Regions from separate parts of the Homo sapiens genome. Here regions 1, 2, 3, 4, 6 and 7 are each linked to region 5. Evidence: chromatin loops called from intact Hi-C (ENCODE). Cell type or tissue: PC-3. All regions are shown on one strand. Links, peaks and the distances in the headings refer to the core of each region. The heading gives the core; the rest is flanking DNA.

The links. A loop is a pair of places that touch in the nucleus more often than their neighbours do. Peaks named below come from ENCODE experiments on the same cell type or tissue, not always from the same donor. Only the 100,000 strongest peaks of a DNase experiment are listed, where the experiment ranks them.
Region 1: a loop joins it to region 5, with 2.4 times the contacts of the local background. A loop is called at or near these places in 2 of 110 quality-filtered maps.
Region 2: a loop joins it to region 5, with 5 times the contacts of the local background. A loop is called at or near these places in 2 of 110 quality-filtered maps.
Region 3: a loop joins it to region 5, with 6 times the contacts of the local background. A loop is called at or near these places in 2 of 110 quality-filtered maps.
Region 4: a loop joins it to region 5, with 3 times the contacts of the local background. A loop is called at or near these places in 3 of 110 quality-filtered maps.
Region 6: it touches region 5 in a loop (5-fold over the local background); 2 of 110 quality-filtered maps call a loop at or near these places.
Region 7: a loop joins it to region 5, with 5 times the contacts of the local background. A loop is called at or near these places in 3 of 110 quality-filtered maps.

Annotation. Positions count from the first base shown.
Region 1 is chr12:88,151,849-88,156,355 of GRCh38, reverse strand. It overlaps TMTC3 (transmembrane O-mannosyltransferase targeting cadherins 3), which reads right to left. Exons shown (of 14, transcript NM_181783.4): 3 at 2,847-3,065; 4 at 1,969-2,068. Among named protein-coding and RNA genes, the nearest start is that of TMTC3, 12 kb to the right of the region's middle. In PC-3, for the core only: CTCF peaks have their summits at 1,989 and 2,191 (motif pointing left); a DNase peak (open chromatin) is centred at 2,205.
Region 2 is chr12:88,171,235-88,175,741 of GRCh38, reverse strand. It overlaps TMTC3 (transmembrane O-mannosyltransferase targeting cadherins 3), which reads right to left. Exons shown (of 14, transcript NM_181783.4): 8 at 2,997-3,145; 9 at 1,015-1,135. Among named protein-coding and RNA genes, the nearest start is that of TMTC3, 31 kb to the right of the region's middle. In PC-3, for the core only: no CTCF peak of the experiment used is centred there; a DNase peak (open chromatin) is centred at 2,721; H3K27ac peaks cover 2,319 bases.
Region 3 is chr12:88,398,830-88,403,336 of GRCh38, reverse strand. All of the region lies in intron 1 of LOC124902978 (a long non-coding RNA gene), which reads left to right. Among named protein-coding and RNA genes, the nearest start is that of KITLG, 180 kb to the left of the region's middle. In PC-3, for the core only: no CTCF peak of the experiment used is centred there; DNase peaks (open chromatin) are centred at 1,976 and 3,326; H3K4me3 peaks cover 685 bases; H3K27ac peaks cover 1,235 bases.
Region 4 is chr12:88,576,825-88,581,331 of GRCh38, reverse strand. It overlaps KITLG (KIT ligand), which reads left to right and starts at 861. Exons shown (of 10, transcript NM_000899.5): 1 at 861-1,068. The coding sequence starts at 1,054. LOC105369885 (a long non-coding RNA gene) reads right to left here and starts at 796. Exons shown (of 4, transcript NR_188177.1): 1 at 722-796. In PC-3, for the core only: CTCF peaks have their summits at 930, 1,815, 2,023 and 2,875; DNase peaks (open chromatin) are centred at 851 and 2,871; H3K4me3 peaks cover 3,766 bases; H3K27ac peaks cover 1,826 bases.
Region 5 is chr12:88,244,734-88,249,240 of GRCh38, reverse strand. No RefSeq gene overlaps it. Among named protein-coding and RNA genes, the nearest start is that of TMTC3, 100 kb to the right of the region's middle. RefSeq lists a silencer at 302-502. In PC-3, for the core only: no CTCF peak of the experiment used is centred there; a DNase peak (open chromatin) is centred at 1,900; H3K27ac peaks cover 1,236 bases.
Region 6 is chr12:88,183,485-88,187,991 of GRCh38, reverse strand. The region is part of intron 10 of TMTC3 (transmembrane O-mannosyltransferase targeting cadherins 3); the gene reads right to left. Among named protein-coding and RNA genes, the nearest start is that of TMTC3, 43 kb to the right of the region's middle. In PC-3, for the core only: no CTCF peak of the experiment used is centred there; a DNase peak (open chromatin) is centred at 1,791; H3K27ac peaks cover 2,365 bases.
Region 7 is chr12:88,551,846-88,556,352 of GRCh38, reverse strand. The region is part of intron 1 of KITLG (KIT ligand); the gene reads left to right. Among named protein-coding and RNA genes, the nearest start is that of KITLG, 26 kb to the left of the region's middle. In PC-3, for the core only: no CTCF peak of the experiment used is centred there; DNase peaks (open chromatin) are centred at 1,812 and 3,462; H3K4me3 peaks cover 412 bases; H3K27ac peaks cover 2,763 bases.

The DNA of each region.
Region 1 (4,507 bases), core at 364-4,363, 93 kb after region 5:
GTTTATAATTCCTTTCATCCCTTCAGACTCACAGGATGAACAAAGAGTGGCCCTGGCCTTTCCCTTTAACAGGCACAGTAGTTTATAACTTTAGAAGAACATGTGCTTGAGCTCACAAGCCAAAACAACTCAATATCTGAAGGATACAACAATCATAAAACAGAGAGAACAAACATAATAACATATACTACTAAATCAGAATTACTTAAAGAGACAGACCAAGAATTTCAAATAATTCTTTTTTTTTGTTTTGAGATGGATTCTGTCTCCCAGGCTGGAGTGCGGTGGCGTGATCTCGACTCACTGCTACCTCCGCCTCCCAGGTTCAAGCGATTCTCCTGCCTCATTCTTCCGGGTAGGTGGGACTGCAGGTGCCTGCCACTACGCCTGGCTAATTTTTGTATTGTTAGTAGAGACAGGATTTCACCACAATGGCCCAGGCTGGTCTCAAACTCCTGACAATGTGATCCGCCCACCTCAGCCTCCCAAAGTGCTGGGATTACAGACGTGAACCACTGCACCCAGCCCAAATAAGTAATTCTTAAGGAAATACAGCAAGATATTAGAATTGTAAAGAATAAGAAATCATTAAAAAGCACCAAGTACAAGTATTTGGAACAAAAGATATAATATGGTGAAAAGCTATTTCAGTTAGAACAGGGAAGGCTTTTCTAAGACAGAAATACTTAAGCTGAGGCCTGATAATATAGAATAGTGTATAAATGAGACTACTACATAAAGATCTAAGGGAAGAAAATTCAATAATGGGAAATGCAGGTATAAAGGTGGGTGCTCTGCCTGTTTGGGAACAGCAAGAAGGTCTATCTAGCTATAGTGAAGACAGCTAGGGCAAGAATGGCAGAAGATATGATTAGACAGGTAATTGAGAGCCTGATTATAATCCTGTAGGCCACAGTATTTTCTAACTTTACCATTCAGGCTTTGGTGAGGATGGTACTTAAAGAGGATACTGGTCTGCAATTCCATATTAGTTACAAAAGTACCTCCTACTACATGATGCACTGCACAGGTAGGGGACTATTATTATGCACATTTAACAGATAAAGAAATGTTAAGCACAGAGAGGTTAATTTGCCTGATGTGTTACGGTGAATGGAACTAGTAAATAAACAGTGGAGCTAGAATTTGAAACCAGACTCTTTAGTCCATGCTTTTAAGTACTATGCTATGCTGCCACTCAAATTGTTTTAAGAAGGCATTATGCAGAGCAGCAAAGGCAAACCTACTATTACAAATCCAGAACACTCTTAAGATGTTTGGCTAAATCATGTGTTTCTTGAACCTCAGTTTCCACACATAAAACTAGTCTTCTTGTCATGAGTACCTTGGAACTACAGTGAGAAAATCTGCCCCTTCCCCAAGAACTTAAAGGTTTGTGCCCACTGTGCCCACACTTGAAAAAAATCATTTTTATTGCCTAGAACTTGTTTTCTGATAATGCCAGGAATCATTAAGAGTAATGAGCTAATGTATTCGAAGCACTTTCCAGGGTAGGTCACAAGGTAGGAGCTCAATAAATAGCTATGATCAACACACAATAAAAGTTATATTCTAGGAGGCTTTTAACCTTACCTAAACAATATGACAGTCTACCAGGTGTTATTTATCCAAAGACAACTGAAATACTGGAATCTATATCATTAATAGATAACAGAAGATGGAACTAGGACTAACTCTAAAACTCTTCTATTCTAAGGTTATTTGGTTTTTAAAATTAGATCATATAAAATCTATTAGCTCAAGATAAAAATATAAATTATACACAAACTTCCTAAATACTAGCAATGTTACATATTTCATATTTTCACATATGCTAAAGTAAAACAATACATAAAGATAAATCCCAAATGTGGTATATAATGTGTTATAAGAAGCACTTGGAGTAAATAAAAATTCCTTAATCAAGTTTTAGCACTATTAAAAAAAAATCAAATGTGAGACATGTACTTATGGAATTGTCTGGTCCTTTTGATCTGGTATATGACAAAAAAGCTGCTAGAAAAAAGATAGATGACAAAAGTTCTGCTCTTCCAACAACTCCTGTTACCTAGAAAGGAAAAATGAAGGGGGTTCATATTAATAAAGAATATCTTGAAAAATTACTATATATAATGGTAAAAATACTTTAATTTCCGTAACTTTTCAAGTGCACATTTGTTTCTTAAACATTCTTTGGGTGCCCTCAGGTGGTGAATTTGTGAATCTTACATAAATAGACATTTATTAGTGACTCTTAACAGTTTATACTTTTTTAAATTTATTTTGAAATAATAATAAGACTTATAGGAAGTTTCAAAACTAGTAAAGAGAGATCTTGCGTACTCTTTATCCAGCTTTCTCCAATGGTAACCACGTAAATATGGTAGAATATCTAGAACTTAAGTACTTCTTACATATTTTCTTAAAATACGAATGTTCTTAATATACAAAGGCACCATAAATTCAAAAAGTTACATCTCATAATAAATCTGAAAAATAAAGTTTAAAAAGACAATAAACTTTAAATAGTCCTTAGAAATCTTGTTCATTAAAAAAAGTGACCGAAGAACTGTATTCATGTATATATTTCTAAACAGATTTTATATTATTGAATGAAAAATGTTTATGTTTCAAAAATGTTAAATTTAAAAATTTTACACAGTAGGAAGTTATACTTTGCATACTAGGAAGTTAAGAATTAACTGTACGAATTTAAGAGTCTTCAAATATTTGGATTAAAGTCAGGGTTAATTTTTTTTTTTCTTAAAAATATATACCATTATAATCACTGTGCAGGATTTGTAAAAAAGGAAAAAGAAAAAAAGTCAGTTCATAGTTTTACTTACTGCTTCTGTGTGTATTGGGTGCACTGCAAAAAGTAAAGAAGCAATCACACTACTCTTGTTGTCCAGAAAAAGTTTGCATACTTTGAGAAATATCACACTAACCACAGCATGAAAAATCATATTCAGGAGATGATATGACATTGGTTTTAGTTCACTTAACAAATAATTTAAGCGAAATGTCAATACTGTTAAGGGACGGTAAGACTTGTGGCTTCTCTCCTACAAGGAAAAAACGATCAGTGATTATTAAAGTACCTTGGTCCAACAGGGTACAAAAGCTCATCACTGCATTTACCATTAAAGATATTAATATCTACATTTTACTGAGAAATAACAATAAAATATGAAATGTCGTAAGAGTAACACAAAAATAAAATACAGTTTTATAATCTGTGTTTTTCTATTTCCTTAGGCCACAAACAAGGTTAATTTCCTCCTGGATATACAGTGGTCAGAGAACTAACAGTAAAAGGACATTTGACAATTAATTCCTCTTCAATATAACAATTTTAAAAAAAGACAATGCCGGCATTGGTCAAGTTAGAGCACAGGATTCTCTCCAAAGCCTGCCTCCATATCTATCAGCAATACAAAAGTTCATGTAACTACTGGCTAGATCTTCAAAAGGAAATGTAAGAACAGAATGCTTACCAGTTCAATTAAAATAGTGATGACTCAAAAAGGTACTGTCTAGCTGTTTTATGAAAAACATCTCCATAATGTGTAAATCTGAATATATTAAACTAGGAATTCCCAAATTACAGAGAGTAATACAAGAGTAAAAACTTTCTTAGAATATGCAAATAGACACCATTCTTGTGGTATTCTCCTTTGGTAATAAATAAAATTTCATGTAAAGTACTGAATCTCTTTTTAAATTATAAGTTACATTTAATCAGAAATACTTCTTTCCCTAACACAAAACCAAACCAGATTTAAGAATAAAACACACAGTTCGAATATATATAAAATATTAATAAAGTTATTTTTTGTAGTTTTATACAAAGGGCATTGACATAGTTTGGATGTTTGTCCCCTCCAAATCTCATGCTGAAATATGAGGAGGTTGAAATGTTGAAGGTTGGGCCTGGTGGGAGATGTTTGGGTCATTGGGGTTGGGTCCTTTATGAATGGTTTGGTGTCTTCCCCACTGTAATGAGTTCATGTGAAAGCTGGTTGCTTAAAAGAGCCTGGAACCTCCTCTCCTCCCTCTTGCTCCCCCTCTCACCATGTGATACACCTGCTCCCCCTTCACCTTCTACAGGTAGTAAAACTTTCAAGGCCTCACCAGAAGCCAAGAAGACGCTGTTGCCATGCTTGTACAGTGTGCAGATCCATATGCCAAATAAACATATTTTCCTTATAAATTACCAGGTATTCCTTTATACTAACGCAAAACAGACTAATATACGCATCCATATTCAGCTTCTTTGCTCTTCTACTTCCTATCATATTTTGCTGTAACTTTCTGGCACACAAGTAGACTTAAGCCTGTTCATCCTTAGTAGGGAACATTAGGAAACACAAAGAATAAATCTTTCTCATCTTGAAATTAGGAACATTTTAGTATCTCTGTACTGACTATATACTCCATAATGTACTATCTACTTAGAATGTTCTTTCCTGCTTGCCTAATTCCTTTACATCCTTCAAATTTCATC
Region 2 (4,507 bases), core at 282-4,281, 73 kb after region 5:
AGTGTTCTTGCAGATAGATGACACCTAGCCAAGGAACTAATTGCAGTCGTTGTGGCTATAGGTTCCAACCACTGTCCTGGGAGTGAGTATAAGCAAAATTCTGGAAAATTATGGGGCTCCACTGGTATCCTAGGAGTATGGATTAATAAGCATGGTAATGAGGTCTCACTTGTTGGCAGACTTCTGAGTTGGGAGAGAGAGTAGAGCTACTGAGTTGTATAAGAAGAGACTCATCTGATCTTAGGGAGATGGGGAACCAAGAAATCACACAGACCACTGGAATGAAGCAGCAATCCAATAAAGCTAAGTAATGAAGAGTTAAGAAACAGTCCAAAGGAAGTAAAAATTCAGATATCTGAAGAGGGGTACTGGTAAGGGAGAGCTTGAAAAAATCTTTGCGGATAACCTTTAAAGAAAACAAATTTTTGTTTTTTAAAAGACCTTTTTCCGATTTATAATGTCCATTCTATAGAAATCTTGATCCTTTCTTTCTGCCAATTCTTATCTTTCTGATAGTATTGTAACCACTGGTTATCTTCCACATCATTGGGTGCCTTTTTTTTTTCGCTGTACATTTTATTTTACTGAATTGATGCCATCGATTATAACATCATTATTTTAAGTACCATTAAGAGAGAAAAAAGGCCACTAATTTAAGATGCTTTTCACTGTAAGACTTATTTGATTTCAGAGATATAAAAAAGGAAAAATATAAGCACCTTTAGAACCAATGAAATATAGTATTCTGATTTAAACATTGTGTCATTTGAGCTTCCAATAACTGTATAGCATTTAGGGAATTATCATATATGCTTTGGACATATAGCTAAGTATTATTCAGAGCATTTGGTTATGGCATTATGTTAAACAACAAATTATTTTCATTAATCTTTTAGTAAAGTACTTAATATTGACTGTTAAATGTCTAATTAAAAACAAAGTTAAAACAGCTTAGAAATTGTTCCAAGAAATCACTGATGACATACTTTCCTGTCATTCTGAACAACACTTTACCTTCAAGGCTGACATAAACAATGTATATTCAGACTCCCAATCCCAATTTCTGTGGAATGTTTTTAAGGAATGAGTGAGTATCACCATAGACAGACAAATCCAGGATAGCTTTTTAAATACACTGTTTAAGAGAAAAAAAGCAAAACAAAAAAAATTGTCTTCATCACCAAAAGCATTTTACCTTTTAGAACAGAGGTAAGAAGTATCTTAAATGCTCCTAAAATATCATATGTTAATTTATTCTAATTCATTCTAATGAACACCCAACTTTAGAGGATACAACACCAAAAAAATTAAATACTGTGAATATGACCTTCCAGTCAATTACATTATATATGCTAATATTGGCTATATTTCAAAAGCTCTGTTTAAAATAAATGATAAAAAATGGAAAAAACCAATTTTTAAACGTGACTTTTTACACTTACAGTCCTTTGTGCCATTTTCTACAACTGAGTATTCTTAATTGAGTTTAGAAAGGGGTCAACCTTATCACTGATCACATTTGAAAATGTTTTACTTACAATTTATACCAAGACTATCATGATATTTTTGGTTTATTTCTCTATTGTAAAGCTAGAATTGTCTATTAACAGGCATAGTAAAAGTGACTCTTCATTAAACAGAGGCAAATTACTTATACAACTTTAGGTTAATTATTTGAGGGCTCAATTCTTCACCTATAATCTTTATGATCTTGTTTAGTATTAATAGTCTCTGAGTCTGTGTTTTTGTTCCTGTAACATGGTTTAATTTATTTCATTTTGATAGATCCACTTAACTAGAACACACAAGTATGGATGTGAAAGAACATGGTCATTGGAAGCAGTCAGATGTGAATCTGAAACAAGACTGTTATTTACTAGCTGTGTGATCTTGGATAACCTATATGGCTTCAATGTTCACATCTGCAAAGCAGACTTAAGAAGTGTCAAGATTAAATGAGAAAAGAAATCTAAAGTGTCTATCATGGCCCTTGGTACATGGCAGGCATTCAAAAATGGGTAGTGATTATAAATGGATATATGGGTAAAAGCTAAGAGAACAGGTTTGGTAGATGGCAGTTAAATATTGCAGACAGGGATGAGATTATCTGTGGAACACATGCGGTGTGAAAAAAGTGGCCATAAGACTTTGAAAAATGTAAATATTCAAAGAGCAGGTGCAGCCAGAAGAATTAATCAGGACAAATACTTTTTACAGACACTAGGGAAATAAACTTTAAATTAAAAGAGTTGACTTAGTTTAGCTACTAGGAGGCACTTTGTTATATGCTTAAGGGTGAAGTGGAGAGAAGTCAGAATTCTGTGGGGTGAGGGATGACTGGAAAATAGGAAAGTGAAAGAAGTGACTATTTCTTTTTCAAGTTGCAAACTCAATATTATTACATTAGTATTACTTGACCTTTAACAATTTGCTTGATTTGATAATTTTAGTGCCACAGCATAAGTATACAATGAGATAATACCTATAACAATTATAGTTCCTAAGCATATATACAGTGTGACTATGCTGTTCCTTAACTGTTAGTTTGAGGCAACTAGGATACAAAGATTATAATGAAGATAGTGATGATAGCAAGAAATTACAGATTGCTTACTATATGCATTTTATATATATTAACTCAATATGACTCACTTAAGTAGGATGACTATTATCTTAGTTCACTGAATATGGAAGTGGCAATGGTCATTTGAGACTTTATTCTCAGTAACATCCTTGTTTTCATTTGGATCTGACTCAAAGTTTGTTCTGTCTCAGGCTGTAAAATCAAATTACATAAATATAGGGAAGAACACAGAATAAGTAGGTGCCATGGAGCTTTCCTAACTTGACTTACAAGACAAATGAGGAGACTATGGAGATGAAAAACCAAAAGATACAAAAGCATGACTTAGAAAACTGAACTAAATATTTAAATTTTAAAATGTGTCACACTTAATTCCATAGTAAGCATTACATGAACTGACATTTAAATTCACCTTTTTGTTGATATTTTCTGCCATCCATGGGCTACCAAAATACAGAACCCCATGCTGGGAACATATAATACTCGCTCGGCAACAACAAATCCAACTGGAAAAAAAAGGTTCGATGCAGGAATAAATGGTAATGCCATTAAACAAAGCGCCTACAAAAAAAAAAAGAAGATTTAATAATTTATAATAAATTTAAAATAATTTATAATAAATTAAGAAATATATGGGCATCTGATACTTGAATCCAAATATTTTATCATTTAACCTGGATAGTGTACTGCTAAACTATTTTTAATAATACTGTGAAGAATATTAATTTAAACATAAAGAAGGCAACTTAGACATTAACAAACATCAGGATGTACGTAAGCAAGGTGAAATGGAAATCTTGAATTCTAAAAGTTAAAATTAGAGGATATCTATGAACTTTGAAAACAAGATTTCTAGGTGTGTTTGGGAGTGATTACTCCTTGAAATTAAAATCTAAACCATTACAGCATTTTAAATTTGAGAAGCATAATTAGCTATATCTCACTGGTTTTCTGTAAAGAATATGCTTGCATAGTAAAATATAAAAACTTTAATAAATGTAAATATTCACATCTTTAAGCAAAAATTAAACAATAAAGGTTCATCCAGTTAAATAGTGGAAGTACTTTTTGAAATTCTATCTAAAATAACACACTCAAACAATCATAAGAAAACAACCCAATTTAAAAAATGGGCAAAGTAGCTAAATAGATATTCCTCAGAAGACAACATGCCAATGGCCATCAAGTATATAAATGTTCAACATCACTATCATTAAGGAAGTGAAAATTAAAACCACAATGAGATGTCATCGCACACCTGTAAGAATGGCTATTATCAAAAAGTCAAAAGATAACAAATGTTGGCAAGAACGTAAAGGAAACACTTGCACACTGTTGGTGGGATGTAAATTAGCATTGCCATTAAGCAAACAGTAGGAAGGCTTCTCAAAAAATTAAAAATAGAACTACCATGTGACCCAGCATCCTCACTACTGGGTATAGATCCAAAGGAAATGAAGTCAGTATGTTGAAGAGAGATCTGACCTCCCCTGTTCATTGCAGCATTATTCAATTTACAATAGCCAAGATATGGGAACAACCTAAGTATCCATCAACAGATTACTGGATGAAAAAAATGTGGTACATATACACTTTAGAATACTATTTAGCCTTAAAACAGAAGGAAATCCTGTCATTTCTGACATGGATAAACCCGGAGGACACCATGTTAAGAGAAATAAGCCAGCCACAGAAAGACAAACAACGCATGATCTCACTTGTATGTAGAATTTGTAAAAGTTGAACTCACAGAAGTACAGTACATGGTGGTCACCAGGGTTGGAGGGAGAAGGTTGGGGAGAGGTTGGTCAAAAGGCATAAAACTTCAGTTAGGAGGAATACAAATTAAATAAATAAAAATTTTACACATCTAACTTATGTGCGTGTGGTAAAAATAAGATGATAATGAAATATGCTAATAGG
Region 3 (4,507 bases), core at 320-4,319, 150 kb before region 5:
TTGCTGAGGAGAGCTTTACTTCCAACTATGTGGTCAATTTTGGAATAGGTGTGGTGTGGTGCTGAAAAAAATGTATATTCTGTTGATTTGGGGTGGAGAGTTCTGTAGATGTCTATTAGGTCCACTTGGTGCAGAGCTGAGTTCAATTCCTGGATATCCTTTTTAACTTTCTGTCTCATTGATCTGTCTAATGTTGACAGTGGGGTGTTAAAGTCTCCCATTATTATTGTGTGGGAGTCTAAGTCTCTTTGTAGGTCTCTAAGGACTTGCTTTATGAATCTGGGTGCTCCTGTATTGGGTGCATATATATTTAGGATAGTTAACTCTTCCTGTGAAATTGATCCCTTTACCATTGTGTAATGGCCTTCTTTGTCTCTTTTGATCTTTGTTGGTTTAAAGTCTGTTTTATCAGAGACTAGGATTGCAACCCCTGCCTTTTTTTGTTTTCCATTTGCGTGGTAGATCTTCCTCCATCCCTTTATTTTGAGCCTATGTGTGTCTTTGCATGTGAAATGGGTTTCCTGAACACAGCACACTGATGGGTCTTGACTCTTTATCCAATTTGCCAGTCTGTGTCTTTTAATTGGAGCATTTTGCCCATTTACATTTAAGGTTAATATTGTTATGTGTGAATTTGATCCTGTCATTATGATGTTAGCTGGTTATTTTGCTCATTAGTTGATGCATTTTCTTCCTAGCCTGATGGTCTTTACAATTTGGCATGTTTTTGAAGTGGCTGGTACCGGTTGTTCCTTTCTATGTTTAGTGCTTCCTCCAGGAGCTCTTTTAGGGCAGGCCTGGTGGTGACAAAATCTCTCAGCATTTGCTACGTGATGAATGCACAAGACTCAGTAGCCGATTTGATCAGGAAGAAAGGGTATCAGTGATGGAAAATCAAATGAATGAAATGAAGCGAGAAGAGAAGTTTAGAGAAAAAAGAATAAAAAGAAACAAGCAAAGCCTCCAAGAAATATGGGACTATGTGAAAAGACCAAATCTACATCTGATTGGTGTACCTGAAAGTGACAGGGAGAATGGAACCAAGTTGGATAACACTCTGCAGGATATTATCCAGGAGAACTTTCCCAATCTAGAAAGGCAGGCCAACATTGAATTTCAGGAAATACAGAGAATACCACAAAGATACTCCTCGAGAAGAGCAACTCCAAGACACATAATTGTCAGATTCACCAAAGTTGAAATGAGGGAAAAAATGTTAAGGGCAGCCAGAGAGAAAGGCTGGGTTACCCACAAAGGGAAGCCCATCAGACTAACAGCTGATCTCTCAGCAGAAACTCTACAAGCCAGAAGAGAGTGGGGGCTAATATTCAACATTCTTAAAGGAAAGAATTTTCAACACAGAATTTCATATCCAGCCAAACTAAGCTTCATAAGTGAAGGAGAAGTAAAATACTTTACAGGAGCTGTGTAATTTTTATGAGAGTATGAAATATTTAGATAGTCATTTTGTGTTTGCCTACTGTTTCTTAGGATTCCACCCCTTATAAACAATCCTTTCTCCAACCTCTTATAAACTCTGGTTATGCTTAAACTTAGAAAGCTGAAGCCCCAATTTCCTTTTTCTCCCTTCCTTCTCTCCAATTCTCTCCTTTTATTCCTTTCAACAAACATTTACTGAGCACTTACAGTTGGACACTTTGTTAAGATTCAATAAATAATCTTGTATTCTTTATAATAGCCTTAGGAGATAAATCATATTATAATTTTTCTCCATTAAACAAAAAAATGCTAAGAGAAATTAAGATTTAGAGATGGCAAGAAATTTGTTCAAGTTCACACAAGTAGGTAGTGGGGGAGTTGAGCTTCATCAAGTTAGCTACAGATTCTGTATTCTAACAAATTAAACAACACTGTCTCTCAGCTGTGTGCAAAGTGCATCAAAGTGTAATAACAAGATCAATGTTTTTATATATATGTAGAAGGTATGAGTCATCTCATAAATCTCAGAAGCCTGTCTCAGACATTTTTGCCAAGCATGCATTTTCACAGCAAGTCAGAGACTGGTTAAGTATTTTAATATGAAAGATAGGAAGTTTACCTTTCCAAAACAGTTCGCTGCAAGGCAGTTTGATTTTATGTAACATGCTTTCATTTTCTATGTTCGATTTGCAAAACATCACTTACTCTTTGATGATTTTTGAGGTCTAGGCAAGAAATGAAATGGTGAAGTTGCAGAGAGCTTAAACGTGTAATTAAGAATATCTTCGAGAGGGCTGAAAGGAAGTCATTTTTGCTGTATGTTTACCAGTTGCATTGCAAGGGTAGATTTTGGTATTGCTTAGCAGAAGACTCTTTTTGTTTTGTCTACATATGCCTATGTTGTCAATATTGTTTGAAAAAGTTTGCCTTAGCACAGAAAAAATGTCATACATTGAAATTTTTATTAAACCAACGTACCAGTAAAATTCAGATGTTAACACAGATTCTCCAGACATGAAATAAACATAAGTATTTTTTATTTCTTATCCATCCACTGATATTACAAATTATACAGGATGAACATATGTATGAAAACATATGTATTCCCTTAGAAAAGGTTAGTAACTTTTGGACTGTTGACAAGATTATGCATGCAGTAACTTGTGGTTACAATTTTAAGTGACATTAAATACTATCTTGTAGAACTTAACCTATATTGCTCAGGAGAAGTGTGATCATTCTAACTCATCCCTGGCAAGAAGGTATTATACGCATAGCTTTATTTCTTTATTTCTTTATTAAGAATATTAGGTGCAAAAGGCATTGTGGTTTTGCCATTAGTTTAACCGCAAAAACTGCACCAACTTAATACCATCTGTTGCACATTTCGAAAGACTTTCTTGAGGCTTTGTCCTGTATTAGAAGCAAGCTCCAGCAACTCCAGTTATATAAATGATGCCACAGTTATATAAGGTTCTTTATTTTTCAACAAAGCACAACATCCTTATACTACAGATGAAATTATTGTGGGAAATTTAAGATTGCACAGAAGATTAAGAAGTAGAACCTCAAAAAGGATTACAGGAAAGTAAATAATTTAGAGTAATACATCTTTCTTCTCACTTTTGTAATTTTACATAGTAGTTGTTGCTTGGGTTTATATTGTTTATTATTAAGGCTAAAATATATATACTTTAATATGGAATTAATGCCACAGATATGGGAGTATATTCATTTATATATATATATATATATGCATGTTAGTAGCTTGTTTCTTAATGAAGTACTAGTAGATATTTTTTGAATTTTGTTTTTTGGTTAGTCATCATTCAAGTTGAAACCTTGTCACACACATCTCTAGTCCATTGGCACGTAAAATTATTGTTTTGTTCGAATGACTCAGTAAATCAGGAATTTGTGTCATCAAAGGTGTGTTAAAGTTGCTCTGGAAAAAAAATAAGTCAATTCTCTATACCAGGAAAAATTACATTACATATGTATAGTACTGTAAAATGAGTAGGAGCACCATAGCTAGACATACATGGGTTCAACTTCCTCCCTGGCCAATTTTTAGCTGAATTACCTTGAACCTCAATTCCCTCATCTAAATTGGGATAATAATTTGTATCATATAGGAGTGACATGAAGATGCATGGGAGATGAAATGAAAATTAAAGCAGATCCAGAGATAGAATAGCCAAACATGATGATGATGATAAAGGCTATTATTATGAACTATGTGACAGGCACTGCATCAAGGGCTACACATACACATTTAAATCTCTCAACAACCCCATTAAGTAGCTTTTACTATCCCAAACTTACACAAGGCAAATAACATTCAAGGACATTTTAAAAAACTAGTCAAGGTATCACCATTATTAGTTGACCATATGGGATTATTGAACCCATGCCTTTGTGATACCAAAAGTTGAGCTTCTTATTACCATACTTATACAAAACCTCAGGTGCAGTATCTGGGATAGAATATATACTCAGCAAAAGTAGACTAGTTCTGTGTAAGTGTATGCGTATGTATTTTACTAGAAAAAAAGTATTTTCTCTATTGGTTATCCCATGTGAACTAGATTTTAAATGTCTTTACATTGTTATGTGACACATAATAAAATTACTGTTTCTTACTTCTATTATCTTAAATTATTTTTCAAATATTTCTTCAAATATATATATTTTTAATTTTTGTAGATTCGGGGAATACATGTTCATGTTCGTTGCATGGATATAATACATAATAGTGGCTGGGCGCGGTGGCTCACGCCTGTAATCCCAGCACTTTGGGAGGCTGAGGCAGGCAGATCACCTGATGCCAAGAGTTCGAGACTAGCCTGGCAAACATGGCAAAAACCCATCTCTACTAAAAATTATCTATATAAAAATTAGCTATCTATTATCTATATAAAATATTTATATAAAAATTAGCTGGGGGTGGTGGCACACACCTGTAGTCCCAGTTACTCGAGAGGCTGAGGCAGGAGAGGTGGAGGTTGTGGTGAGCTGAAATTGTGCCACTGCACTCCAGCCTGGGCAACAGAGCGAGACTCTGTTT
Region 4 (4,507 bases), core at 195-4,194, 330 kb before region 5:
TGGGAATAAAATAATAAGATCTACACTAATAGATTTGATGAAAGAATTTAATGAGATAATCTATGCGAAGTTCTTAGTCTGGCACCTGGCACATGAATAAGTGCATCACATAATGATGTTAGCTATTATTATTGTGGTTGCATTATCTTTCCGTTCAAAAAAGTACAACTTTCAAAGCCTTGCTGTGTTGGCGACCTGTAGTTTAATAATCTATCGCTTCTCTTTCAATCTTAATTTCTAAAGACACAGTAACAAACCATTCCAAATGAAGCGTCTCCCCTTGCAATACTTAACCTTGAGTCAACAATTCTTGTAATTATTAAATATTCATTCACTAAAGTAATTGTTTTTTTTAAAAAATAGAGGTGATAGGACAATGGCCTAACTACAGATCGCAATTAAACTTTATTTCTCTAAGGCAGGCAGGGTGAATTCTTTGCTCCGAACCTCCCGGACTCCTCTCCCTCTCCGACTTTGTATAACAGAGGGAGCTCCGAGCCCTCTCTGGCGCGCGAGGTATTTCGTCTGTCCCCGGGGGTGCCAGGTGAGCCCCAGCGGATCCGGGAGGGTAAGCTGGGACTCCTCGCGAGCAGTAGCTGCAGGGTACCAAGCTTCGCCCTCTGCGTCCCCGCGCCTTCGCGGTCTCCCGCCAGTGCAGGTCCGGGGCCCCCAGGCGAGCGGACAAGGTTGGCCTAATCTGCCAAACTTCTGGGGCATTTACCGTGCTCTGGCCGCCCTCCCGATTCTTCCCTCCGCGCCCTTGCCTGCTTCTCGCCTACCCCGGGCTCCGGAAGGGAAGGAGGCGTGTCCGGAGCAGGCGGGCGGGAACTGTATAAAAGCGCCGGCGGCTCAGCAGCCGGGCTTCGCTCGCCGCCTCGCGCCGAGACTAGAAGCGCTGCGGGAAGCAGGGACAGTGGAGAGGGCGCTGCGCTCGGGCTACCCAATGCGTGGACTATCTGCCGCCGCTGTTCGTGCAATATGCTGGAGCTCCAGAACAGCTAAACGGAGTCGCCACACCACTGTTTGTGCTGGATCGCAGCGCTGCCTTTCCTTATGAAGAAGACACAAGTGAGTAGGGCGCGCCCGGGAGCTCCCAGGCTCTCCAGGAAAAATCGCGCCCGGTGCCCCGGGGAAGCCGGCGCTCCCTGGGACTTGCAGCTGGGGCGTGCAGGGCTGTGCCTGCCGGGTGAGACAAGAGGATGCGGGGGAGGCCGGCGTGGTGTGTGATCCCGAGCCGAGCCGGGTGAGCCAGGGAGAAAAGGAGTGGGAGTGCTGAGAGGGAGCCAGTGTCAAGTTTGGAGCCTCAGCAGTTAAGTTTTGAGCTGTCAGTCGGAAACCGTAATTCCCGTCTGGTGGAAAGATTGGCTTTTGGGCCATGGAATGTTAAGTTATCACGGGAAGGCATGTCTTTGCATAGGAGACGGTTTTCCCGTGGATTCCAGGAGATTATGAAACAGCACCCCACGCGCCACCCTCACTAGCTCTCTCACTCAGATTTATTTGTGTAGCCCCGAGGTGGGCGCCGGGCACCAGGAGCGGCGCGAACGCGGGTGCAGCCGCGGGAGCGAAGCCAACGCGGAACTCCTAAGCGGCAGCTCTCGGCGGGGCGGGAACCTGCCCGCCTGCCCGGGAAACTTGGCTCTCGGCGGTGTCTGCCTAGTTTGCAGCTCTGTGTGGGCTCTAAAGAGCTCTAGTACCTCCACAATGCACGCACCTTTTTCCATTTCAAAAGGGATAAAGGCTTTTTATAAAATAGGCACCTCTGAATGATAGTGATTGAGATAATTCCCAGTGCTGCTAAATTCTGCATTATACATAAAGCACTGTGGGTAAAGCGCTGCCTGGGGGGACAATTAGATTTTTTTTTCCCTTGAAGAAAATACCTGGTTCTTCGTTTAGAAAGGGCCGCCACGGTGCCCCTATCCACAGTTCTCTTCACCATTGTTGATTGTTACCTCCTCTCACTTTCCCCCTTAGAAATTGTTATGTGTTATCTGCCGCGGTTGGCTAAGGGTTGCCCTTTCACCCCCCAGAGGTTCTGTTGGAGATTGCAGTTCCTGAAATGTGTGGAAGGGGTGGAAGTGGTGGGGAAAAAGGAAACCGGGGTGTTTGTACACATCGTTGGTGTAGAATGAAGGCATCAATGTGCTCAAAATGCTTTATCAAATGACCTGCTTAGCATCATATTTTAAACAGATATCTAGGCCTGCAAAAAGTTGCAAGACTCTAGCCCCTTGTACCGGTGTGGTAAAAGGCAGGGGAAAGGGACATTGCCTGGCTAAAAGAGGCTTGCATAGTCTCTAGAGCACTCTCTAAGAGAAAAGACGCGATGTGCCTCTCCCCTCTCTTACAAGCAGGTTAGCTTTCAGGCAAGGCATTGAGCACCGCACCTGGAATCACCACAGCGTGCTGTCGAAATGCAAATGTTAAAGATTCTTGCAACAAAAGAAAAGTTTTATTGTAATCTCTTGATTTAGACAAGCTTTCTGCGAAATTATAAGAAGGGTAGAGACCTATTCCTTCTTATAGTAGCATCTGCTCCCATGGATGGTGGTGAGATCTGGGGGAAGAAGCTGCTACCTTCTAGTTCAGGAAAAGAGCCTAAACCTTCCTATTTAAACAAGAACACAGGAGACAGATAAGGTTAATGTCCAACACTCCAAAGCCAGGGGATGTACTATCAAGTCACTTTGAGAGGCAGTAGGATTGATTATCCTTGCACCCTTGCTTTGCAAAACAAATGTGAGCTCTGTAATCTCCTTTCTCGCTTTGATTAAATGGCTGTGTAAATCGGATTACATGGAATAATTCCATTGAAAACTAGAAAGAGGTCAATCTAGTCTGAAACATTGTGACTGTGGCATTAGTGACTCAGTGCTGCCGACCAGAGAAATTTGAGAAAGCTAAGTATTTTAGATATGTGACCTGTTCGGTCACACATCACACAAGTTAAAGTGCAGGCCCTTTGGGGGAACTTGCTGATGTTAAACGGCTTGTAGGCAAAGGAGGGCAGTACCCTTGTTGAATGAAGGCATTCATTGCCTAGGATCTAATGACCTTCAAGGTTTTTTTTAAGAATACTTCTAGCGATTCCACAGTCACTGAAAAAGGGGACACTGGAAATAGCCCAAAATCAATAAAATAATCTGCAGAAATGGAGGAGGGGATTAGATCTTTCATATTGTTAAATTTTCTAATCCAAAAATTACAAAGACATTTTCTGTGCAATGCTGCATGGATGGAAGGTAGCCTATGTAAATTGGACATTAAGAAATAGGATCGATTGTTCTGATTCTAATGTTATCCTCACCAGGGAAGAATATCTATTAATATTTAGTAGTTTAAATAGTCATTTATAAACATGGCATCAATACCATGGTTCTATTATAAAGCAACTTGTTCTGTACTCTCCTACTACCCCACATATAAAAAAAATTTATAGTAATATTTTAAAATGGGGTTTGATTTGAATTACACAGCTCTCCAAGAATCATGGGGACTCCAGGTATTCTGGCCTTTCCGTCAAGCTAAGTAAGTGTGAAAATTCCATCAACAACCACTTGGGGTTTGATGAATGATTCATTCATTTAGCATGTTGGTACACTTCAGTATTTCCAATATAATGACACAGGCAATAAATTTAAGCACAGTTCTACAGAAATGAATGTCTTTTGAATTTTTCAGATTTCTGTTTGATTTTATTTTATTCAGATTGTGTGGTTTTACAGTTTTCTAGAGGTGTTTGTGGCTTGGGCTTAGAAAAAACATCTCTTTCAATGTGTAACTATTTTTTAAACATAATATTCTGATACACCATATTGGATAACAATCAAGGCACCATATTTTGCAACACTGATTAAGATTTGGTTAAAAGTGCCATTAGCTTAATGTGCCTGGTGTTACATTTATCAATGTTGTGCTTACATTTTAGTTTGGGGATGGTTTGTGAGAAGTGTCATAACTCCTGTCAATTTCAGAAATACTGAGATAAGAAAGATTGATCTTGCAAACAATGTAAAAAAGGCCATTTTAGGCATACTAACTCTCAGAGAATAAGCAAATAGAATGCTAATTTTCACTACTCCAAAGAAAATATCTCTTTTATGTCTGTATGAAGTTTGTCATGTGGGTGATGATGCAAGTTTACTTTGTAGAAGAAAATTAACATACTTATGAAAAGAGCATTTTTTTAGTCTTGTCCTTAAGATCACTCAATTTGGAATGTATGCTTTGAATAATTCCAATTTATGTAGCTTTTAATTGATACATTCTGCCAAGACTTTAAAACCCAAGTGCTAAGTTGATTACATTTAACATAAAACAAGGAAAATAACCATATGGAAATCTGAAAGTCTGGGCCAAACCAATTAAAATTGCTAAATTTTATTTACGTCTAACTGCTGATTTGAAGATAGCAAATTCTGGGTCACATTTTTTTTTTAATAATAGGTGACTGAAATGTTTCCATCACCATAAATCACATAAAAATTTCTCACTCAAATAGCAA
Region 5 (4,507 bases), core at 328-4,327:
GATACAGTGGGAGTCCTGAGCTTGTTTTCTACTACTAGACAGTCCCATCTGGGGGTGATGAGACACCGTGACAGATCATCAGGCGTTATAGTCTCATAAGGATCATGCAACCTAGATCCCTTGCATGCATGGGTCACAATAGCGTTTTGTGCTCCTATGAGAATCTAATGCCTCTGCTGACCTGACAGAAGGTGGAGCTCAGGCAGTAATGCAAGCAATGGGGAGCAGCTATAAATACAGATGAAGCTTCACTCACTTGCCCACTGCTCACCTCCTGCTGTGCTGCCTGGTTCCTAAACAGGTTCCCTGGAGGTTGGGGACTCCTGATATAAGGTAACATATTCACAAATTCCAGGAATTAGTATGTGGACATCTTTTGGGAGCCATTATTTAGCCTACCACAATCATAGTACTAGAGGAACTCATAACAACTGGGGAAGATACTGAAATGACTCATGAATTTATTTACTGACATCTAGCTTGCTACTTTTATAAAGAGGGTTTATTATGCAGGTGCACATTTTGGGCATGTGTTAACCTCTTCACCTGTAAAATAGAACTAATAGAACTACTTACATATAGGGATATTCTGAGGATTAAATAAGAAGTTTAAAGGGCTGTTACCACCCCGTTATAAAAGAACACTGTGGACATTGCACTAAAAAGTGACTCTTTTCAGTGCAAAAAAGATAAATACTTTTGTGCATGTGTGCAGCACATTGGCATTCCATTCTAGTCACATTATAGTTACTTCAATTAATTTGTATGCTTAAAGAGAGAAAGAGAAATAATGTAAATAATCTCTGCCATTTCATTTGTCATTCCACCCAATGAGCATGTGAAAGTGACTATGAAATGTATTCCTTAAATCTACTTTTCCTATGGGATCAACTGTTTAAATAAACGTATTCTTTCAGATATTATTGCATTTATTCATTTACATACCTATTTCTATGCTGTGAAGGCAGTATGACAAGAACTTAGCCTAACACAATACCTTGTAGTTGGTGCTCAGTATATGATAGCTGTTATTATTATGCAAATAAGTATTTCTTTAAAGATAATGAGGGTTCACCAATAAACTGACAACATATAATGAGAGAGAGCAGGCTAGTGGAATGAACAGACTTCAGAGTCAGTTACATCTAACTTCAAATCCTGAATTTGCCATGAGTTGTATTCTTAAAACTTTTCCTTTAACTCTCTAAACATCAATTTTGTCATTTCGAAAAAGGAAATTAAAATTATATCTCTTTAGATGTGAGGATCCAATGAGAAAATATACTTAGAGCTCCTCGAATACTGTTGGTCAGTGAATAGTAATTATTATTATTTAAATAAATATTTTCTTAATTAAAATATATTTAGCAAACAACTTTCTGAATAATGAATATAGTTATCATAGATTAAAAGATACAATTCTTACAATTCTGTCACCTAGGTTTCTGAAACATATAAAGATCTGTGGTCCCTTACAAACTGTTTATTACTAATAAATTTTCAGTATGTGTCCTAGTCAGGCTATTCATGATGACATGTAAGTGCACATACACAAACATGGATGTAAAACTTCCAATGTACCTTCAGTGATGGAAGTTTATTGTAAGAATTCAAGGGAATATGGAGTGGCACAGTTCTTAGTGTTAGCAACAACATAGTCATCTTCACGTTCCAGATCTTCTGAGACTGGAAAATGCAATAAACTCTACATATAAGTGGCTTAATGTTTTTTCATTTAACAACTGTGGTTTTATTAAATCAATTTCTCTATTTCACCAAATATTTAATTTGGCCAACTTGCCAAGCCACAGTAAAGAAGTCTGGATTTCTTTTCGCTGAGTCATTGTCAAGTTATCTCTGACTCCAGTACATCTTTGACCCAGACTACACTAAAAGTCTCAAGGCCTTCTTTGCCTTTTTCTGCTTATAGGCATGAGGGCTCCTTTGGGCTCTTTTCCCACTGGCCTCTGTGTGGAAACTCAGGCTTATACTTCTATGCCTCATCATGCCAGCTATGCTTTAAAATAATGACCCTGTCCTCTGAACTATACCTTGCTCATACTTGGCTGTTCAAGACTTTCAAAGACCTCAGGAGTGTTTAGATGCGATCACGTATGTAAACTATCTTGGAAGAAAGATAAGAACAAAGAAATAATGATGAAGAGTAAACACCCTAAAAAGAAAAAAGCACCATACAGAGGGGAGAATTACTTTTAAAATACATTTTGCAGAATTACAATCCTTTATTCCACTCTCCAAAATCTCCACAACCCACCACAATTGCCACACTATGTGCCAACACTAAGTACATCAATTCTGGGAAGGCAGAACCATATATATTGGACTTGAAGACATGGCCTTTACGACCATTAATCTATTTCCTTTTTCATTTTTAGTAAGTTTTTTTTTTTTTTAAAGAAAACCTGGTTATCCATCTAGCATCATGTTCTTACCTATAGGTAATTGTTACCTTTTCAGCATTTTACCCTTATGATTTCCTTAAATTTTTAAATTGCAGTTGATGTTTGATTTTGTTTGAAAAGAAATCTAAATGAGTTTAGGAACTCATGTGGATACCTGAGAGAACAGCATTGAGGAAGAAAGGCTGGGAGGGGCAAAGTTCCCCTGAGGTGGGAGTTCAGCAAGGAGGCTGATTGAGCTGGAGCGAAATGGATGAGGAGGGGAGAGGTAGGAGGTCAGCCAGGAGAAGAATCATGTAGACCTTTTGAAGCACATTAATCAGGTAGACTTTTTAAAGCACATTACTTTTTGTATATATTCAAAACAGAATACAAAATCTAGGGCCGGGAGCAGTGGCTCATGCTTGTAATCCCAGCACTTTGGGAGGTCAAGGCGGAAGGATCACTTGAGGTCAGGAGTTCAAGACCAGCCTGACCAACATGATGAAACCCTGTCTCTACTAAAAATACACAAATTAGCCAGGTGTGGTGGCTTACACCTGTAATTCCAGCTACTCTGGAGGCTGAGGCAGGAGACTTGCTTGAACCCAGGAGGTGGAGGTTCCAGTGAGCCAAGATTGTGCCACTGCACTCCAGCCTGGGTGATGGAGTGAGGCTCCATCTCAAAAAAAAAGAAAAAAAGAATACAAAATAACAGCCCTGGTATTTCCTCCCATTATGCAATCTTATCATTCTAATCTGTCTTTAATTAATCTCAGATGGACTCCAGAAAAATATGATGCTTTGAAAGAAGTTTTTATTGGATTACAAACCACTGAAAATATATTTAAATTTTTAAGAATTATGTACTAGTAGATTTTATTCAATTTCATTTGAGAGGATACCCAATTCCAAAGACAATTGGACCGATATTTTTCTGTTCATCTATCATGTTCCTCTACTATCAGATTCTGTGTCTTTTTTATTTGGAGAAGGCTGCTCTAATTCAGACTTAGATCATCTCTAATCAAATCTAATGGGAAAAGAGCAAGATGCTTTTTCTGGCCTGTCCTAACACCTTACTAATATTGATTGTGTCACACTCAAATTCCTGAACTTGGCTATAAATGACTAGCCAAGGGGATGGAATATATTTATTTCTATCACCATGGATTATATGTTTCTATCAATAGAGCATCCCTGAATCAATCCACAATGGCAGTACTGGAATTAGGGTGAATTGATGTTGAACAATACACAAACAACCAAAGAAATGTCCAATCATTTGGCTACTTCATCTTCCCATTCATAAACCCTCAAAAATATCTGTCTACATAATAAACTTATGTCACATCCCACAGAAAACACATCCTCCTTCGCTTTCCCAAAGAAATAATGAGAAATAAAAATCTCATTCATTGACCACACAGAGTTCTGGGTTCAAAAGGGCTATTCGAGGTACAGTCCTCTCAGTCAGATCCATCTCTAACTCCTCTTCACCTAGAGAACTAATGCTATATACTGTGTTTAATAAATCCCAAAACATTCAATACACACTTTTAAGCTGCTGTTTTGGGAAGGTAAACAACATTAAAGTGGTTGCTGATACATAATTCATATAATGTCTTGCATGACAGGGAAAGAAAGGGCTCCTTGACCTAGGAGTGAAATATAGTTCTGCTCTCTAAGGACTTCTATTGTTGAGAAGGAAATGGTTAATGGCAGTTTAGTGGACCACTTCTTCCCTAGTGGAGATAACAGGGGAAAAGAATGACTTCCACCAGATCTCCTTGTACACAGGGATTTCCTATCTACAAAGTAGGATATTTCTGGTCTATTTTTCTTATTGTAGGCAAATCTGAAATCTATGGACTTTGCTTATACCTGCTGTTTGTGAGTAGCCTTTAAATAATTAATAAAATTTGATACCAGGTAAGATCTATAATTTATGTGCACCTGCTTTGACAATTCAATCTGTTGAGTTTACACAATTCTTGTCTATGACCATATCCGAAGGGCATCCCGTAATTATTTATCAGTGTACTTCATTTAACCTCAGGTTCTAGAGCCTGAGGATTATTTTAAAGCTTGAGAAAATTTAGCCTCTT
Region 6 (4,507 bases), core at 277-4,276, 61 kb after region 5:
GGAAAAAAAATGTAGCTGAAATAGGAAAGAGATGAGGATTCATTGTACAGTAGCTTTTTAAAAAGATATACTTGCCAGTAAATATTTCAAAGGTTTGGAATAATGATAGAAGGAAGGTAGAAGATCTTAAATCAGACAGTTTATACTCAACACGAACTAAAATACATGAAAAGGTTCATTATGATTACTACTTGCCTTGTGATACCAATTATTTTGCAATTGTGCAATAATTCTTTGCCTGCAACTCCTAGGACACATAGGGGCCAAGCATATATATCTTGGGCATTCCCTGAGTAACAGTCCTAAGAACTTGCTATATAATGTTTTAGGCTGGCAATTGTGTGCACTGCACAAAAACTGGCAGATGCGGTCCAGGTTTGATTATAGATAAGTTTAGGAGTAAGGAAGTAGATTTTTTTCTTTTTAGATGTATTGCTGAGTCTCATGGAGCCAGGAGGGGTCAAGCAAAAAAAACGTTTAAGCTAGCCATTCTTAATTCTGGCTGCAAATCAGAATACCTGTGTAGTTTAAAAAAAAGTCAGATACTTCAGCCCCACCTAGGTCCATCAAAACATAATGTTCAGAAATGAAATCTGCAAAAATATGTTCATAAAAAGTGTCAAAGGCAATTCTGATGTAGAATCAGGGCTGAAAATCATTGTATTATCCAATTGCATATAAAATATGCAGTATAGTGATTAGATCAGGGTATTTGCTTGCATTATATGTATCAAAACATCACTATATATCCCATGAATATGTACTATTATTGTCAATTAAAAATATGGGGTAGTCTTTGCTTTTATATCTTTTTTTTTTTTTTTACCAGATAAATCCATACCATATGTTTATAGAGCTCAGAATGTTATTTAGGAAAAGCTAAGGTACATAGAACCTGAAAAAATTATACACTAAGAATTTAAGAATAAACTGAAAATTTGTTAAAATAAAACTGTAATTATGCCAGCTGAGTATTTAAAATGTTATTGAAATTATCCCCAACCAATGTTAGAAAAGAAAGAGGTTATATACTTAGATAAAAAATGAGGTGAATTACTATCCATTGAAATCATGCTCTTAGAATTAAGGCCAGGAGATATTGTCATTAATGTAGACTTCAGACACTAGAGTATAGCAGCCCTATGTTTTCAAAGAGCAGAGATGCAATTAGATATTGTTTAGCATCAAAAAGGCCACTCAATACAGCTAATAAAATGAAAGACCTAATTTCTAAGCAATTCTTTATAATTTACAAAGTTTTAAGATTCTAGAGGGTAAAATAGTATCACTTTTAAGATAAATTTAAGTATTAACAAAAGGTAAGAAAAGAAGGCAAGATGTAAAAAATCAATGACATTTAAATGACTAAAGAAACTAAAGGAACTTCAAAGAACAAGCCCACTCTTACCAGTACCTATCCAAAACAACAGCAGCATGAGTTAACAATCTAGCTTTTAATTCAATGGTAAATGAGGACCTCACAAATCTCAAATGTAGTCTCAGTTTGTCAATACTAGGTTTCTATAATCAGTTAATTTTTCCAGAATCCTAGTTGAGTCTCTTTCATTTCTTATCTCTCCTCACATCTCTAATATCATATTTTCACTAGGAAAACAAAGGAACTTTGTTTAGAAGGGAACTTACCTCACTGCTAAAGGTTATCAACTTACCTGCATGAATGTTTGCATGTGTTTTTAATAGTAACAAACACCTGTGTACACAGGTTTACAGTCACCATTTATTTGAAATGACAGTAGTTATTAGACACTGGTTCACATATGATCTCAGTCATCCTGCCTAGGGATGCAAATGTGATGTGGCTGGGAAGTTTTCAGGCAACTGTGTATGACTAATACACAGCTGCCCAACAGTGAAATATTAGCTGCCCAACAGTGAAGTATTCTCACATTGATGGCTTAGGCAATTATGTAGAGTTTCAGTATTTCCTGTCCACAAAATTATCAATTTATTTAAAAAAATAAATTTATAAATATCTGGAATCTCCTAGGAACTCTCTATCCTTCATAAATATAGATGTAAAAATTACTAATAGCATTTTAACAAATAAAATATAATAAAGATAATAAGTCACAATCAAATTGTGTATTACTGAAGGCAAGGTTGTTTTAACATTATGAAATCAATTGATGATATCCACTGTATTAACAGACAAAAAAAATAAAAACCTTATCATCATCTCAAATGGTGCACAAAAGCATTTGACAGAATCCAACATTTACTTGTGTTAAAAATTCTCAGCAAATGAAGAATTAAGAAAGGCAGGAGAGCTCTCCTATACTGCTGGTGGGAAATACATTTTTTGGAACATAATTTAGCAGCCTTTAAAAAGTTAAACATACAGAAATCATATGACCATGCCATTTTTCTCTCAGGTTTTTACCTAAGAGAAATGAAAACATATATCCATAAAGACTGGTATATGAATGTTCGTAACAGCCATGTTTGTAACAGCTCCAAACTGTGAACAATCCAAACATCCATCAACAGGTAAATGGATAAACAAACTGTGGTATATCTACGTGAAGGAATACTACTCAGCCATACCAAGGTATGGGTTTTTGATTCATACAACAACATGAATGAGTATCAAAATAACTGTGCAGAGTAAAAAAGCCAAGAAAAAAAAAAAAGAGAGAGTCCATAGAGTATAATTCCATTCATACACAATTTTAGAAAAAGCACATTATCTGTAGTGATAGAAAGCTTTTGCTTAGAGAAGGCTGGGGTGAAAAGGGGTAAGAGGGAGGTATCAGAAAAGGATCCAAGGAATTTGAGGGGTTGATGGATATTTTCAGTATCTTAATTGTAATTATGGTCTCACAGATAATATACATATGCCGAAACTTATCAAATTATGTATTTTAAACATGTATAGTCTATTGTATGTCACATGTACTTCAAGATTGCTATTAAAAAATTACAACTCAATCATGTCTTTGGGTTACTGCAAAAGCCTTCTAAATGATCTTCCTGCTTTTCTTCACTGTTTTCTGCATAGCCAGTGATACTTAAAATTACACCAGAGTATATGTGCGAAGGTTGCTCTGTTTATTATCATCTCGAAGAGACTTTCTCTGAAAATTTCTAATCTCTATGCCCTTTTTATAGCTTTTATCACTTTCATATAAATACACATGTGCATGCATATGTGTGTGTGTATATATATATTTTGTGTGTGTGTATATATATATATATTTACATGTGGTGTGTATTTGTTTACTTATGTTTATGCCTTTATTTAGAATGGAAACTCCACGAAGGGAGGAAATTTGTTTTATTTCTTCTGGATTCCCCAGCACTTAAAACAGTGTCTTGACACATGGTAAATTCTCAAATACGTGCCCAATGAACAAATATACCTACAGAGCCATTTGCTATCCATTCTCTTTCAGCCTTCTTCCCTGCATTATACATCACTTTTTTGCCACCTCCTGTAGGAGTTTGGTCAGGGTGGTGGGAAAAGTTGTAAGAAAAAGTTATAGGGAAAGATGCAAACCTTCTTGGAAGGCCAGGAGGCTTTGCAAAAGCTTCCGAAGGGAATTATGGCTGAAGGCCGCCAGATTCTCTTATCAGGAGTCTGAGAGAAAAGAGTAGATAAGGGAATGTAAAGGAATTTATCTAGATAAATTTGTTTACTCCTTTCTCTAGAAATCAACCTTTGATTATTCATGCACAGGACTGCTCTCTACTTGGGGGGTCGACAATGTTCATTACCCACAAATTGTGTTTGCTCCAAGCCTTTATCATTAAATCTGAACTAAATAAATGCTAGCAGGGCTGGCTTAGGGGGGCTGCACTCTCTTGGTGGCTGCTGCACTCTCTTGTTGGTGGTGCTGAGCCATGCGGTCCCCTAGCCACGCTGTCACGCAAAATTCCTGTGTCAGTGTACTTCTTTCATCCATCACTCGGCCAGAGTCTGTGGGACAGACTCGGCAGGTGGTGCCCCGTGTGAGGAAGGCTGCAATGGATTGCGATGGAACCCTCAAAAACGAAGGTTAAGAGACTGCACAGTAAGTCATTGGTGCCCGCTTGGGATTTCCAAGTTCGAGGGAATTGTTCAGGCTAGGGTTTCATCATGGGACAGTGGTTGTCAGCTCAACAGAAACAGTATATAAAAGTACTGAAACAGCTGCTTAAAGCTAGTGGAGCCCCAGTTTCGCAGGCTCAATTAAGGGACATAATGCAAACTGCTGTTTCCCATAACCCATGGTTCCCAGAAGAAGGTATGCTAGACATAGGGCTCTGAGAACAAGTGTGGAGAAATCTTAACATCATGCCCAAGGATATCAGGTCCCAGTAGCATCTCTAATGTTATGGCCCTTAGTTAGGGCTGCTTTGGTCCCGCACTACACAGAATAACCTAAAAAGGGAAGGGAGGAGAAACCGTCACCTACCTTACCGCCTCCTCCTTCTCCCTCAGCCCCACCAGTAAAGGGCAAAAATACCAAAGGGGAAACAGAGGTTTTGCCTGAGGCCCCTCCTCCAA
Region 7 (4,507 bases), core at 136-4,135, 310 kb before region 5:
CAATAAATCAGATCTTGACACTCCCTTGCTTAAAATCATTCCAGGTCTCCCCAGTGCTTTTAAAATGAAATCTAAATCAATTAGCAAGGAGGGCCTCTGCATATCTCTCTAGCCTTGCCTTTTTTTTTTTTTTTGCTTATTCTTTGAAACTTATTTTCCAATGGAGTAAAAAAATCACAGAATTCTAAGAACATGCCTTGTTTCCACACTTCTGTGGGCACCTGCTACTTCCTCTCTCAGGGGTCTTCTCCCTCACTAACTTTGAGTTGGCTGCCCCCGATCACCTTTGGAGAAGCTTCTCCCCCCAGAAACTATCAGCCCCTCCCTCAAATGCCCCTGTCCCCCAAATGCCCCCCTCCCCAAGTCAGGTTTAGCTGTACTTGGGGCAGGGGGCAGTTGAGGGAGGGGCTGGGCCTTTTCTCTCTGACTCCCACCACTGTGCTGTGTTCTCTAGTAGCTTGAGCTTCCTGAGGCCAGTGATCATAGTCTTTCTGTCTTTATCTTATGTATTTATTAGATACTCCATACATGTCTGTTAAATGAAGAAGTGGCCCCTGGGATAATGTTACTAGAAGTCTGAAAGCACCCAATTTTGTTTTTATAAGAAGAAACAACTTATCGCTTTATTTTTTGGGTTTCTCCCCTCCCTCTAGCTATGTAAATTTTTGTTTAAGCTATAGCTAAGTGTAACTTGATTTACCTGCTCGACTCATTTATTCAACCTGGTAATAACTTGACATGTAATTTCAATTTGAAACTGATTGAGTTAAAGAGACCTATATGCCTTCTGTAACATGACCCTTTAAAATAAAATTTAGTAGTTCATTAAATATAAATGAAGTCAGTTTTATTATCTAACTGGCCTAGTATTTTTCTTTCCAGCATAGATAGTGTAGGTTTTGGTTTATATCCAATCCAGCAATTTCCTAGCAAAGTGGCCATAAGGAAGTTACCTAATCTCTCCCGAATTGTGTTTTGCTCACCTGCAGAGTAGGGTAATAATATCTACCTGGTTGATGGGAGGATTACAGGAAATAATATCTGCAAACTGCTTGTCCTATGCACAGCCCCTTAGAAGTCAATATATTTTGAGTTATTTCCACTTTAAGTAGTATTTACATGTAGAACGAGGACTGATTATTAAAGGGTGAATTTCCCCAAATTTTTCTCATGCATTGAATACCTTGAAATCTTTAAATTCCCGTTACATTAAATTCCCTTATTATATTACATTGTCTGCCTTTTCATATTAAGCAACTTCTTTCTAGTTTTTTTTTGTTATAAGAGCATATTCATTACATATTTTAATGATCACCCATATTTTAAAACATTTTTAGCTTACTTCTTCACAAAAGGGAAGTTAGAAGAGTATCTTTACAAGATTTTGGCACCCACCAATTTGGACTCCAAGTTGGTCTGAGTTTCAATTAGTTACTCTGGTAACATCTGTTTTATTGATAGTAGTTAAGTTTCAAAAACTAACAAATCTACTAAATGTTTCAGTTGTCCCTTTAAGATTACTTAACAGTGCTTAGAGAAGAATTTTAGTCTGTGTAAGATGATTAGGTATTTTCCTTATAATGTTTAATGGTAAATTTTTAAGCAATTAAAAAGATCTGAAAAAAGAAGTCATATAGAACTGAATGGTTATTCACCAAATGAGGATCCTGTTGTTGGTTTACATAGATTATTTTTGGAAGATATGGTTCATATGAGTTAAGAAGACCTGAACTCAGGACCAATTACCATACCTGTATCTTGGTAACTTGCTTTCCTGTCTTTGGGTAGTTGAGCCAGTTGGCTCTCTTCCAAAATACATTTGGGCTACAAGGGAACTGCCTGCTTCAATAGCTGGTATGCAGGATTAAAGAGAAGATGAATGTTGTTTTTGGCAGCAGCTGCTGTTTTGTTCAGGGCAGCTCTAATACCATTTCGTAGGTCTGTGCATAAAGAAAATGAGCTACACAAACACTTAACTCTCTTTTTGACTTTGTGACGTCTGTAATATGGACCCTGACAATGCATATTTTAAAATCACTTCTCATATTCATAGAGAAAAAAAGGCTTTTTTTCTGTATTTTATTTTTTTGTTTTTCCAAGTTTAGAGGATTGGTATCTTCTGGTTTCTTGAACAGCATATGTCCCCCTGATATTCTTAGGCTGCATGCATTTTAATTTCTACTGAAGGAAAGGAATCTGCAGTGTGACTTATGTGTTGCAACACACGTTCAGATTAAGTCCATGGTTTGTTTTGGGTGTTTGTAGCTCCTTTTCCTGGCATGTGGCCTTTTACTGTAAGGAAAGCTCTGTGTTCAGGAGGGATTGGTTATTGAGTGAATAGTCCACTGGAGTCTGCTGATGTTTGTTCTCAACAAAAATGAAAATTAAGCAAGACCTTTGCCTTTGAGGTCTTCAACCTCATCTTCTTGTAAATCCCTCCCACCCCAGACTTCTTTAAAGTACTTTTCTAGTACTGTCTGCTACTGTCTGCTCCCAGAAAAGGACCAGCCACATCTGTCACTGATGTTAACATAAATTTTAGTCAGTATTACTTCCCTCTACCAGAACTGTTTCTACTGCATGCCTTGGTTGTAACAGTGCACACAGATTTCTCATTATTTTTTTTCCTAATCATGTAAATGATTTGAAGGCAACATTTAGCAATGAAAGGATTATTGGAATTTTGTGTGTTGTGGGGGAATAAACGGGGGACACTTTTGATGCATGTTTCTGAAAACAAAAATCGAGAACTACCCAGGACGATATGTGTCTATACAATGAAAGACTATCCAGAAATGAGGGGTTATCACACAATGAGCTTGACCTAGAGAGAAAAGTTGTACAATGATAAAACAAAGTAGCCAAAGAAAAATGTCATATACAGCTGCAGAGAATGTTAACAGAAAAAAAAAATAGATGATTACCCAAACTGAAAAGATACATTTTAGAGCAGAAGTCACAAACACAGGGACATTTTGCTTCAGTGTATCTCCATTAGGGTGTGTGTGAGCGTGTGTGCACACCCACATATTTAGGCACCCTATTCCCTCAGAGTTTCCAGAAATTGGAAGAAGAGGAAGAGAAAACAAAGATAAATATTTTGTTGATATATTGGAACATGTCATTTAATTGGAAGTCAGTTGTCTGTTAACTGAAGCTACTCTAAACACAGTTCAGAACTAAGAAATAAATGAAAAAGGTGTGTGAACTCAAAGTCAGTGTCAAAATATTCATGTGCTAAAGGTCATACTCTTTGTATATGGGAGATCTACTCTATAAAGTCTTTTCTCAGAAAGTTTTACTCAAACATTTTTGAAGTACTTGTCTTCTGGTTTCCTAGCCGATGCAAAGCCCATAAACCACACAACAAATAATTGCATAACACCCATAGTTTGAATAGTTTCTCATTTGATTCTTACTACTAGTTCATGAGATGGGTAAGGCAAAAATTATTTTTACTATCATTTTATAGGCTGATAAATGGATACTCAGGGAGATTAGCTGACTTGTTTGAAGTCACATGGGAAGGGACTGAGAGGTTTTCTGGATCCATGTTCTGCCCATGGTTTCCAAAAGCGTTTTTTTTTTTTAATTTCTTCTTGCCCTTGGAAACCTTTGTTTAAACAGAATCTTACTCAGAGGCATGAACAAATAAAACAACAAAAAAAGCTGAGCTGCTCTGCTTAAAATAAAGGGTGCGGGCCAATAATTCTGGCAGAGGCAATTCACTTTCCTCATTTGGAATAGCTTGACCATCACTACACTACACCTTTCATTCATTCATTCATTCCAAAAGTATTTCAATTGAGCTGTGTTTTATTTTTCTATTGCTGCTGTAATAAATTACCAAAAATTTAGTGACTGGCCGGGTGCAGTGGCTCATACCTGTAATCTCAGCATTTTGGGAGGCTGAAGTGGGTGGATTACCTGAGCTCAGGAGTTCAAGACCAGCCTGGCCAACATGGTGAAACTCTGTCTCTACCAAAAATACAAAAAAAAAAAGAAAAGAAAAAGGCCAGCCATGGTGGCAGGCACCTATAATCCCAGCTACTTGGGAGGCTGAGGCAGGAGAATCACTTGAATCTGGGAGGCGGAGGTTGCAGTGAGCCGAGATTGCACCACTGCATCCCAGCCTGAGCAACAGAGAGAGACTCTGTCAAAAAAAAAAAAAAAAAATTATCATAATTTTGAAGATCAAATGTTCAAAATAAGGCTCACTTACATCAAAGTATCAGTTGGACTATGTTGCTTTCCAAAGGCTCTAGGGGAGAATCTATTTCTTTCTCTTTTGCAGCTTCTAGAAGCTGCCTACATTTCTTGACTCTTGGTCCCTTCTCTCTATTTTCAATGCCAGCAAGGACATGTTGAGTCCTTTTCAGGTCACATTTCCCCGACCCTTCTTCCATCATCGCACCTCTCTCTGAACAGAGCTGGAAAATAGTCTCCATTTTTAAGGACCATGGGGATTAGATTGGACCCAGGGAATCTAGGATAGTCTCTTCATCTC